Regions from separate parts of the Homo sapiens genome. Here region 1 is linked to region 2. A link is an interaction called in ENCODE POLR2A ChIA-PET data of the cell type or tissue named here. Cell type or tissue: OCI-LY7. All regions are shown on one strand.

Evidence for each region. ChIA-PET counts read pairs that join two places held together with the same protein. Peaks named below come from ENCODE experiments on the same cell type or tissue, not always from the same donor. Only the 100,000 strongest peaks of a DNase experiment are listed, where the experiment ranks them.
Region 1: POLR2A ChIA-PET joins it to region 2 with 5 read pairs; 6 of 35 experiments call an interaction of 5 or more read pairs at or near these places.

What each region holds. Positions count from the first base shown.
Region 1 is chr6:25,318,554-25,323,553 of GRCh38, reverse strand. All of the region lies in intron 2 of CARMIL1 (capping protein regulator and myosin 1 linker 1), which reads right to left. Among named protein-coding and RNA genes, the nearest start is that of CARMIL1, 42 kb to the right of the region's middle. In OCI-LY7, no CTCF peak of the experiment used is centred here; no DNase peak of the experiment used is centred here.
Region 2 is chr6:25,409,817-25,414,816 of GRCh38, reverse strand. The region is part of intron 2 of CARMIL1 (capping protein regulator and myosin 1 linker 1); the gene reads right to left. All of the region lies in intron 1 of LOC124901281 (a long non-coding RNA gene), which reads left to right. Among named protein-coding and RNA genes, the nearest start is that of CARMIL1, 130 kb to the right of the region's middle. In OCI-LY7, no CTCF peak of the experiment used is centred here; DNase peaks (open chromatin) are centred at 371, 1,126 and 3,036; H3K4me3 peaks cover 3,141 bases; H3K27ac peaks cover 1,278 bases.

The sequences.
Region 1 (5,000 bases), 91 kb after region 2:
CATGGCAGCCTCAAACTCCTGGGCTCAAGCAATCCTCCCGCCTCAGCCTCCCGAGTAGCTGGGACTATAGGCATGTGCCACCACACCTGGCTAATTCTGGGGGGTTTTTTGCCTTTTTTTTTTTTTTTTTTTTGTAGAGACAGGGTCTCGCTCTGTTGCCTAGGCTGGTCTCGAATTCCTGGTTTCAAGCCACCCTCCTACCTTGGCCTCCCAAAGTGCTGGGATTACAGGCGTGAGCCACTGTGCCAGGCCTTTAGTTCACATTGTTTTACTTGTTCCTTCTCCTTCTCACTGAGAATATTCTTTTCTACCAATACTTTTCCAGATGCTGCACCAGGTCAGGCACACAAGATAAAAGTCACTAAAAAGTAAAAACCCCACCTACCAAGCAGATTTTTGTGTCTGTGCGTCTATTAGAATTTGAGAACTACCTAGAGAGCAGGCTACTGAGAGAGAAACCTTCCAAATGAATCTGGAATTACTTGGGATATCTGCAAAACAACCAAGAATAGGGAGGAAAGGGTGCGCCTGGAAAAAATGAATTAATCCAACCATCACAATTCTAGCCCTCCTCTGAGTCTTCCCTAATACAAATGGACCATAAATCATCATGCTGCCTTTGAAGCTAAATGGAGCAACCTAGACACAAAGAGATCATGCCTCAGACTGTGCGGAATGCCACTCTGTTAAAAGATGAGATCCTGGCTTCACACTTGAATCAGTCCTGTGAAAACTGTGTGAATATTGAGAAGGAGGGGCAAAGAAATATAAAAAATGGAGCTTACAGGGTAACAGTAAGCTACCTGCACATCACAGAAATTCTGCTCTTTAGAGAGCTTCAGTCCAAGACTATCAACCCAGTAACTCCTCTGATCCAATCCTAGTTGGGCTGAAGAATGTACCACTGCAGTGTAGCATTTTTCAGGTGGTCATAATGTGGAGACAGTTAGTAAAGGGAAGGTTACAAGCTCAGAAAAATGCAGCATTCACTGACAGCCACACACATTTATGTTACCTAAAGTTTGTGTATTTTTGTGTGTGTGTATGTATGTGCATATGTGTGTTTGTATGTGTGTGATCCAGAGCACTTTAATAATCACTCTATTTATTCCTTTGCATAAAAGCAGTGAAGGCTGGGCATAGTGTCTCAGGCCTGTAATCCCAACACTTTGGGAGGCTGAGGCAGGCGGATCACTTGAGGTCAGGAGTTTGAGACTAGCCTGGCCAACATGGCGAAACCCTGTCTCTACTAAAAATACAAAAATTAGCCGGGTATGGTGGAGAGCGCCTGTAATCCCAGCTAATCAGAACGCTGAGGCACAAGAATTGTTTGAACCCAGGAGGCAGAGGTTGCAGTGAGCTGAGATAGTGCCACTGCACTCCTGCCTGGGTGACAGAGCGAGACTCTGTCTCAAAAAACAAAAACAAAAACACCAGATTTCTTTAAAGTTAACTGAAAGAGAGCCAGGCATGGTGGTACGTGCTATATCGCGGCTACTTTGGAGGCTGAGGCAGGAGCATCTCTTGAGCCCAGGAGTTCTAACGCAGCCTAGGCAACACAGCGTGACCTGGTCTCTTTAAAAAACAAATAAATAGGGCCAGGCTCAGTGGCTCACACCTGTAATCCCAGCACTTTGGGAGGCCAAGGCAGGCGGATCATGAGGTCAGGAGATTGAGACCATCCTGGCTAACACAGTGAAACCCCATCCCTACTAAAAATACAAAAAATTAGCCGGGCGTGGTGGCGGGCGCCTGTAGTCCCAGTTACTTGGGAGGCTGAGGCAGGAGAATGGTGTGAACCCAGGAGGCGGAGGTTGCAGTGAGCTGAGATCGCACCACTGCACTCCAGCCTGGGCAACAGCAAGACTTCAGCTAAAAAAAAAAAATTAAATTAAATTAATAAATAAGTGAAATAAATAAAATTAATTAAAAGAATGAAAGGTTTAAAACAGTACTGAATATTCAAATTTCCTGCGTTATCATTTTTAGATGGTATTTTTGTTATTTTATACAGAAAATTACCTTAACCTTTCTATTTGTGTAAAGTATCAGAGGCTGTAACATCCCTGAGCTTTATAATAACAGTATGCATTCACCATTAATGCACTCATTAATTCAGATGCCACCTTGTCTCCTCAAGGCTGGATCAGACCCTCCTCTAGGCTTTGGAAGCATCTTGTGTGGCCTCTAGCAGCGCTCACCAGAACATCCAGCTTACCTGTATGTCCCTACAAGTCTGAGAAGTCAAATGCAAAGACTCTATTCTTGTTTTGCCACAGAACCCCCTAAATTCCTCCAACCCCGTGGGTGGGTGCTCAATAAAGATTGAAAAATATTAAAGGATCACATTTTACTAGCCAAATATCATATACTATGCTACAGGGTGCTGTAAGTCTCCCCTCAAGGGGTAGTTTTGGAAAAGACAGGTACTCAGCTATTCAGGCAGAGGCCAGACAACCAATGGGTGGAGAATTCTGGATGTGTGGGGTGGGGGTGGGGGCTGGGGGAGGCAGATGAGTAGTTCAGAACAGTCTAGATAAAGCTTGTCCAATTCATGGCCCATGGGCCACATGCAGTCCAGGATGGCTTTAAATGCAGCCCAACAAAAATTCATACACTTTCTTAAACATTATGAGATTTTTTTGGCAATTTTTTAAGATCATTAGCTATCATTAGTGTTAGCGTATTTTACGTGTAGCCCAAGATAATTCTTCTTCTTACAATGTGGCCCAGGGAAGCCAAAAGATTGGATACCCCTGGTCTAGATCTTTAAGGTCCTTCCCATTCCTGGGATCCTTTGGAAAAGCCAAAGTCCACCCCTCCCACCTGCACTCCAGAGCAACTGGGAAGCAGCTTTCAACGAAATCACCACTTCCACCAAGAATGCTAAGGAATGTTATCCCAAACATCTGACCAGCCTGCAGGAAGAGGTCACTGCTTTGTTTCCTTTTCATACCTCACCAAGGCCAACTCAAACCACACCATTTGTTAGGGGTAGAGGGTGGATAAAATGAGGTGTTATATGTGAAAGGCTCAGAAACAGTTCCTGGCAAATGATAAGCACTCAATAGCCTTAGCTATTAAACATGTGTTTTCCATTTAGTCCAAATAAAGGTAAAACAAGATATTTTGGTGACAACCATTTTCCTTACTTCTGAAGTCTCTGTTACATTATTCAGCCACTCATGCAAATGAACAAACCTGGGAAATACAATCCTCAAACAAGCAAACAATACTCTCCTCTACAAGTCTAGGTCTTTGCTTTGGTAGATGTGGCCAAAGAACCAGGTACTGCTTTCTCTAACCCCACTAGAAATCACCCAATGTTCCCACTACTCCTCCAAAACCTGTTTCTAATGTAGACAGAGGGGTGGGCAGGAGGAAGAAGACAGAGAATATACTATCCTACCTACCTTGCTGGAGTGTTTTTTCTCTTCAGAAAAATGCCATAAACTACCACAATTAACACCATACTCCAGCATATTTTGAGTCTTTAAGCAAGATTGACCATGTTCATCGACTAGTTCTCATTGACTAATCTTCATTGACTAATGTCCGAACATAACATGTGCAAGTAAGTTTTCTTCATAGGCAGGGTAAACAGTACTTAACTAATCCACTTTCAGGGAGCGATAACAATATATTTCTTTAAAGAGGTGAAAATAGGCTGATGCAGGAGAATCGCTTGAACCCCGGAGGTGGAGGTTCAGTAAGCTGAGATCTCTCCACTGCACTCCAGCCTGGGTGACAGAGCGAGACTCTGTTTAAAAAAAAAAAAAAAAAAAAAAAGTGACCAAATGTAGAGATTCAGTATTTCTCAAATCGCAACAATGTTATCTCACTCAAGAAGTTATTCTGCAGAGGTTCCTATCTTCTAGGAGTCATCTACTCCTTTGAAAATGTAATAAAAGCTATGGGCCCCAGAAAAATGTGTATTAAATGTGTATGTACCTTTCATGAGATTAGATTAGGGCAGTTAGACTAAAAAACATATAACTCTCTGTGTGCACTGCCCTCCCCTACTGAAAAGACCACCATTCTCCCTTCATTACCTACTGCCAGATTTATAGGTGCCTTCCTGTTAAGGAAATCGAGCCCTTTGAAACTAGCACAACTTTTAATATCAAAGGGCATGGCTTAGAAGAATGCATGCTACAATACACAGCAAAACCTTACCTAAATTATTTTCCTAAAATTATTAAATATTAATATTAAATATTATTACTAAATAAGTCTCAATCATAAAAATATATTTTATTACTTGCAAACATTCATAGAAAGTCAGAACAAGAAGTCAGCCACATGATGCCCAGTACGGCCTGCAGAGCAAAGGATTTCTCTGAATAAATCAGAATAATTCACAATTCGTCTAATTAATTTACTCGACATGTAAGCTAAGGAAGGCTTCTATAGGCTTGAGTAGGATCCTTTAAGAACAGTCTATCCTCATAGTAATTTTAAACACGGCAGCTCCTTCTCATTTGATTTGCCCTCCTCTACCCAAATTAAATTGCCTAATTCATGAGTAAACAGCTAATAAGAGCTCACGGAAGTCAATGAGCCCAGCCTCAGAAAAACACAATTTTCAAATTTTGGTAGTCACTGAGTAAGGCTGCACTAAGTATAGGGTCCCATTTCAGGTCCAAAGAAAAAGAGCATTTCATCCTTCTCTGATTGCATCTGTCCCTGCTGTTGAGCACCTCACAAACCAGGGCAAACAATGGCTTTGAGGAGATGGGGCTGGGCCGACATCCAGACCCCCCAGGACAGCCATCTGTTCCTGACTCGCCTTCCTAATGCAACTCCCAGGAGCATCTCCCTGGCAAAGGGAACGCAGCTCCCACGTGGGGTCTCCCGGGTGGCTGATGGGTCTGGAGTTGTATTAGAAAATGGGACTCCCAAAAAATGAAAGAGATCTTGCTAAGGAAGTTCAGCCCGCCTCTCCTCTAGTGGTAGAAAACTTGAGGTACGAGGCAGAGAAAAGGGAACAAGAACAGGTT
Region 2 (5,000 bases):
GAAAGCCTCCAGAGACACAGAGAGTTCACAGAAAATGTGGAAGGGGATGGGGGTTGGAATAGAGGAAATCTTCCAAGCTTTCCCAAAACTGTACCCACTTGTGGGTACAACAGGGCAGCAATATTTTAAAGCAAGAATGAAAATTACAAATACTACTGTTACAAGTCAGATTGTGACTCTTGTTTTATCAACACAAACCGAGCCAATTAATGGGGCTACATTCATACTAGAAATCCCAATGAACTCAGTCTCCCAGCCTCTCTGTTTGGCTCCAAAACTGCCCTAGGATTTAAAGCTTCAGAGGATTTATAGTACACACACATGGTTTCTAGCAGAGTCAGGGGCAGTTGCACAGGACACATCCTCTGTGACTTACCAAAAAGGGTTTCCTGATAATGAATACTTCTTCAGTGCCTGGGATGGGAGGCATCCTGCTTGTAGGGTGACCAACTCTTTCTGTTTGTATAAGACGTTTCTAGTTTCAGGGCTGAGAATCCTGCATCCCAGAAAACTGGGACTGTTGGTCAATCTACTAGCTTGAATTTTGGAATCAGAAAGACTTATATTCAGATTCTGGCTCTGCCACTTAAACCTGATAGACTTTTGTTATCTCTAGAGAGTTAGAGATTACAGAATTACAGATGAGCAAACTGAGGTGCCTCATACAAGAGATGCTCAAACAAGAATATTCCTCTGCAGGACTGTTACTGTTGTGTGGATTAAATAAGATACAAATGCAGATAAAGCCCTACCCCAGAACCTAATATGCCTTTGCTAAACACCAGCTCTTCTTATAACTTAACTAATAGCATCTTAGATTTAGTTTCACAAAGTAAGATTAAGTTGCTTCACCTACTGAATTTTTTAATAATTGTTTTTGTCAAAAGAACAAAACAAACAAAAAATACAAAGATATTGAAACTTCTCCTAGGCTGCAATTTTCTGTTCAATGCACATCTTTGGCTTTGAAGGGAAGAATTTTCTTGCAAAGTTAAAAAAAAAATTAGGGTGCATCAGATGGAGTATATGTGCTTAGCCAAGGAACCTTCACCACAAAGGGTAAGCTACAACTTCCCTCCCACCTCCCCTGGGAAGGCCCATTTTTCCACTGCAGCCTTAACATGCAAACCACATTTTCAACCTCTGTAATGAATTTCCTCTGCCTTTCATTGAAATGCAAGTAGCAGCCAGTTCCCTCTGAGGCTTCTTGGTTCAACTTTTAACTTCATAATTTCACTTAGAAACATTTATAAGTCCTCCTTACTGTTAAGACTCACAGTTTAGCAGAGAAGCCTATGTTTTCTTATGGAGATATGGAGGTCAACTATGGAATCTGCTCATTGCACACTTATTAGAAACTGAAATAAATACATACCATCTTAAATAACTCCATGGCCTAAAGCCTACTGCAGCACAGGCAATCCATAAATTCATGCTCTCTAAATCCACATTCTCTCATGCAGATTACCAGGAGTGCCTTTTCTTTAAAATTGGGCTCTACGTGCCAAACATTCAACAAATGGTCTTACACCCTTGAAGCACTCTCTAATTTGCAAGCAAACTAAATGATGAATGCCATCATTCCCCCTCTTAATACTTTCCCCTTCCAAACTCCCAGCTCTAAGTACGTTACAGATAAAACCTCATTAATCCAAGACATATACCTAGGTGAGGGAGAAGGGCAGGTGGTGAGGCACATTATCACCACTGCAGAGTTATAAGTGGCAGATGATAAGGGACTTTTGCAAGGTCACCCAGAAAACTGAAGGAGAATAAAACCTCTCTCCTGGCTCTGAGCCTCCTAACACTATACTCAGCTATGATGAACATCATCCTTCCTGGCAGGAGGACACTTCACCCAAAAGGAACACCAAAAAAGTACATTTTAATTTAATTCCTGACTTAAAATCCTTTTCAAAATTAGAGCTTCACTCTTCATGGGCAGCTGTGGGATACATTGATATTAATGGATGTGCCCCAGTGAGGCTATACAGCCTAGTGTAGGGTTTGCAAACTACAGCTTATAAGTCAAACCCAGCCTCTTCCCACTACCCCACATAGAGTTTTATGGCTCATAAAGCCCAAGATATGGTTACTGACCCCTGGTCTAGTGGTTTAGAGAATAAATTGTAGATTTAGACTGCCTGGGTTTGAAACCAAGCTCCATTATTTAATATATACATGGCTAAGAGCAAATTACTAAACCTTTCCTGTGCCTCAATTTCCTCCTTTTCTCTTTAAGATATAGGGTCTCACTCTGTCACCTAGGGTGCAGTGGAGCGATCACAGCTCACTGCAGCCTAGACTTCCTGGGCTTAAGTAATCCTCTGGTCTCAGCCTCCGGAGTAGCTGGGATTACAAGCATGTGCCACCATGCCCAGCTAGTTTTTAATTTTTTACAGAGATGGGGTATTGCCATGTTTCCCAGGCTGGTCCCAAACTCGTAGCCTCAAGCAATCCTCCCAGCTCGGCCTCCCAAAGGACTGGGATTATTGGCATGGGCCATCAAGCCACTGCACCAGGCTCTCTTCTCTTTAAAAATGAGAGAAATATTTACACTTCATGGAATGATGAGGGTTAAATGAGTTAATACACCTAAAGTGCTCAGAAGAGTGCTGGCACATGAGAATTGCTACATGGTGTCTGTTACTGTTATTTACATTTTAATATCATAATAAAATTTTAGGTCTATAATAGTAGTAAACCAAGAAGAGAGTTATCCAGATTTAGCCTGAGTCTGGCCTCAAGTTAGCCAAGTGGCCTAACCATGAACAAGTTACAATCTCTAGAGACCTTATTTTACCCAAATTTAAAATAAGAGGTTTGGTTGGAACAGGTCTCAAAGTCACTTCCCTACACTCTGAGCCCATGACTTAGACTCTCTCTGGGATTCTCCTCCAGCCCCACTCTTTTTGGGTGGACTTCTAGGAATGACAAGCCCCCGGTAAATATTTGCTGAGAGGAATTAATTCCCCCTTAGATCTCTGCTCCCTGGACCAACAGGTGCTTCTTCAATAGGCGGTCAAGAAGTCACTGAGTTTCGTTTTCTATTCGGATGTTTAGTTTCAGAGGAAATCTACGTACTCTAACACCTGTGCAAATCCATTTATTTTCACCTAATTCATTCCTTTTCACATTATGTAGAAATGGAATGTTTACATACAGCATGCCAGACACAATCACTTCATTCTTTCCAAAGTCACACTATTGCAAGTTGTAAGGTGTTATCAAAGCATAAAAGAAACAAACATGTCTAATGTTCGCCCACAGGTGAACACAGGGGCCAGTACATATCAGATCCTCTTTTCAAAGCACCCGCTGATACAGAAGTCTGGAATCTCCCATAGTGATTCTGTTAGAACAATGTATTTTAAAGTCAGAGTAATGATAGGTCTTCTTTAATGACAGTACTTTAGCAGTGACACACTAACATGAATGGGCATCTTTAAGTGGTGGCAGGATGGTAATTCTTAGCATGAGGCCAAGGGTGAAGATGAGTGAAGTATCCAGCTCCAGGCCCACAGGGTCCATGAGGATTTTGTGTTAAGAACTCACATGTGGCAGAACTCCTACCCAGGCCCTCAACTATTGGGTGAGCAGACAGCAGGGGACTCACAGGTCTGCATAGGGCATGTGTGCTAAGAGACCTCATCTAGTCATCACTGTCATATTTATGTTTTAAATAAATTCACAAGTAATAGAGTCACAGTTATTCAGGGAATACAGAAAAAATATAACTATAAAGTTCATATTAACCTAATTAATTACTAAAACTTCTGCTTCCCCAACACAGGGCCAGCCAGCCTCTTTTAGAACACATCCATTTGAGAATCACTAGAACCCAATTCTAGCTAAAGATGAGAGAGTTAAGAGGGGTCAGGGGATATGTGTGCCCTTTTCCTTTATTTTACAGATGAGGAAACAGATCAGGAAGAGTTAAATTATTCCTCTGTGCCTATTAGGGCTTATTCTTAGTTTCAAGCAACAGAATTTTAAGAATAAATAAATTTACTTAAAGGAAATTGAGTAGTTCTTGTAATCAAAAGAACAACCAGAACTCAGTAGAGACAGAAACCAAATCAACTCTAAAGATGGGAGAAGCAGGGACTAATAAGGAGTTCCTCTGGCTGCCCTCGTGGAACAAATTGACTCCAATCTTCCACCCTAGCATGTTCCCTCTCAAGATTCAAAGCCTAGGGCGCAAAAGTCCCCTCCTGGGCCTGGCACCAAATAAAGACCACACAGAATTACTCAAAAGTTGAGACAAGTGGCAGCTATGGCCTAGTGACAACGAGCACTGGCTCCAGGGAGTCTGCTAGACCACTCTCTACCAACCATGCAATCTTGGGCAGGTAACTCAGCCTCCCATACCTCTGTCTCCTCACCTGAGATAATACATGCAAAACACAAGTACCTGGCACATGAAGGAGTCCAATAAATGCTAAATGGAAGAGTTGGAACAAGAAATCAGTTTCACTTTTCTTTTACTGTAAGTCTATTGCCGCAGTCCCTCCCCAGCCTACATCATTTCAACTTGTCTGTGTTTCTTGGCCTTACATTCTCATCTTCTCAAGCCAAGGAAACACAAATGTCACTTCTTTCTCCCTCCCTTGTTATATTAGCATTTTCATCAAATGAAAAAAATACATATTTTCTTTCCTTCTCTCAGAACAAAGTTATAAGATAGTTTCCCACTTTGCAGAAAGGTGGTTGCCATATGGCGGCGGGGGGCGGGGGGGGTTGATTTAGATTTAACACCATTACATATATAATCAGAGAAATAGTCTTCATTAAATTCAGAGAATAAAAAATAAGGAAAGAAGGAGAATATAAGATTTGGGGTAATCCTATCAAGAAATTAAGGTAGGTATATAATTTACAGCGGTGCTTCTCAAACTGAGGGCTACAACCCATTGGTGGGTAGTTAAATCAATTCATCAGAGTTTAATGAGCATATTAATATGACAGACTAAACCAAAGTGAAAAGGAAAAGAAAGCCA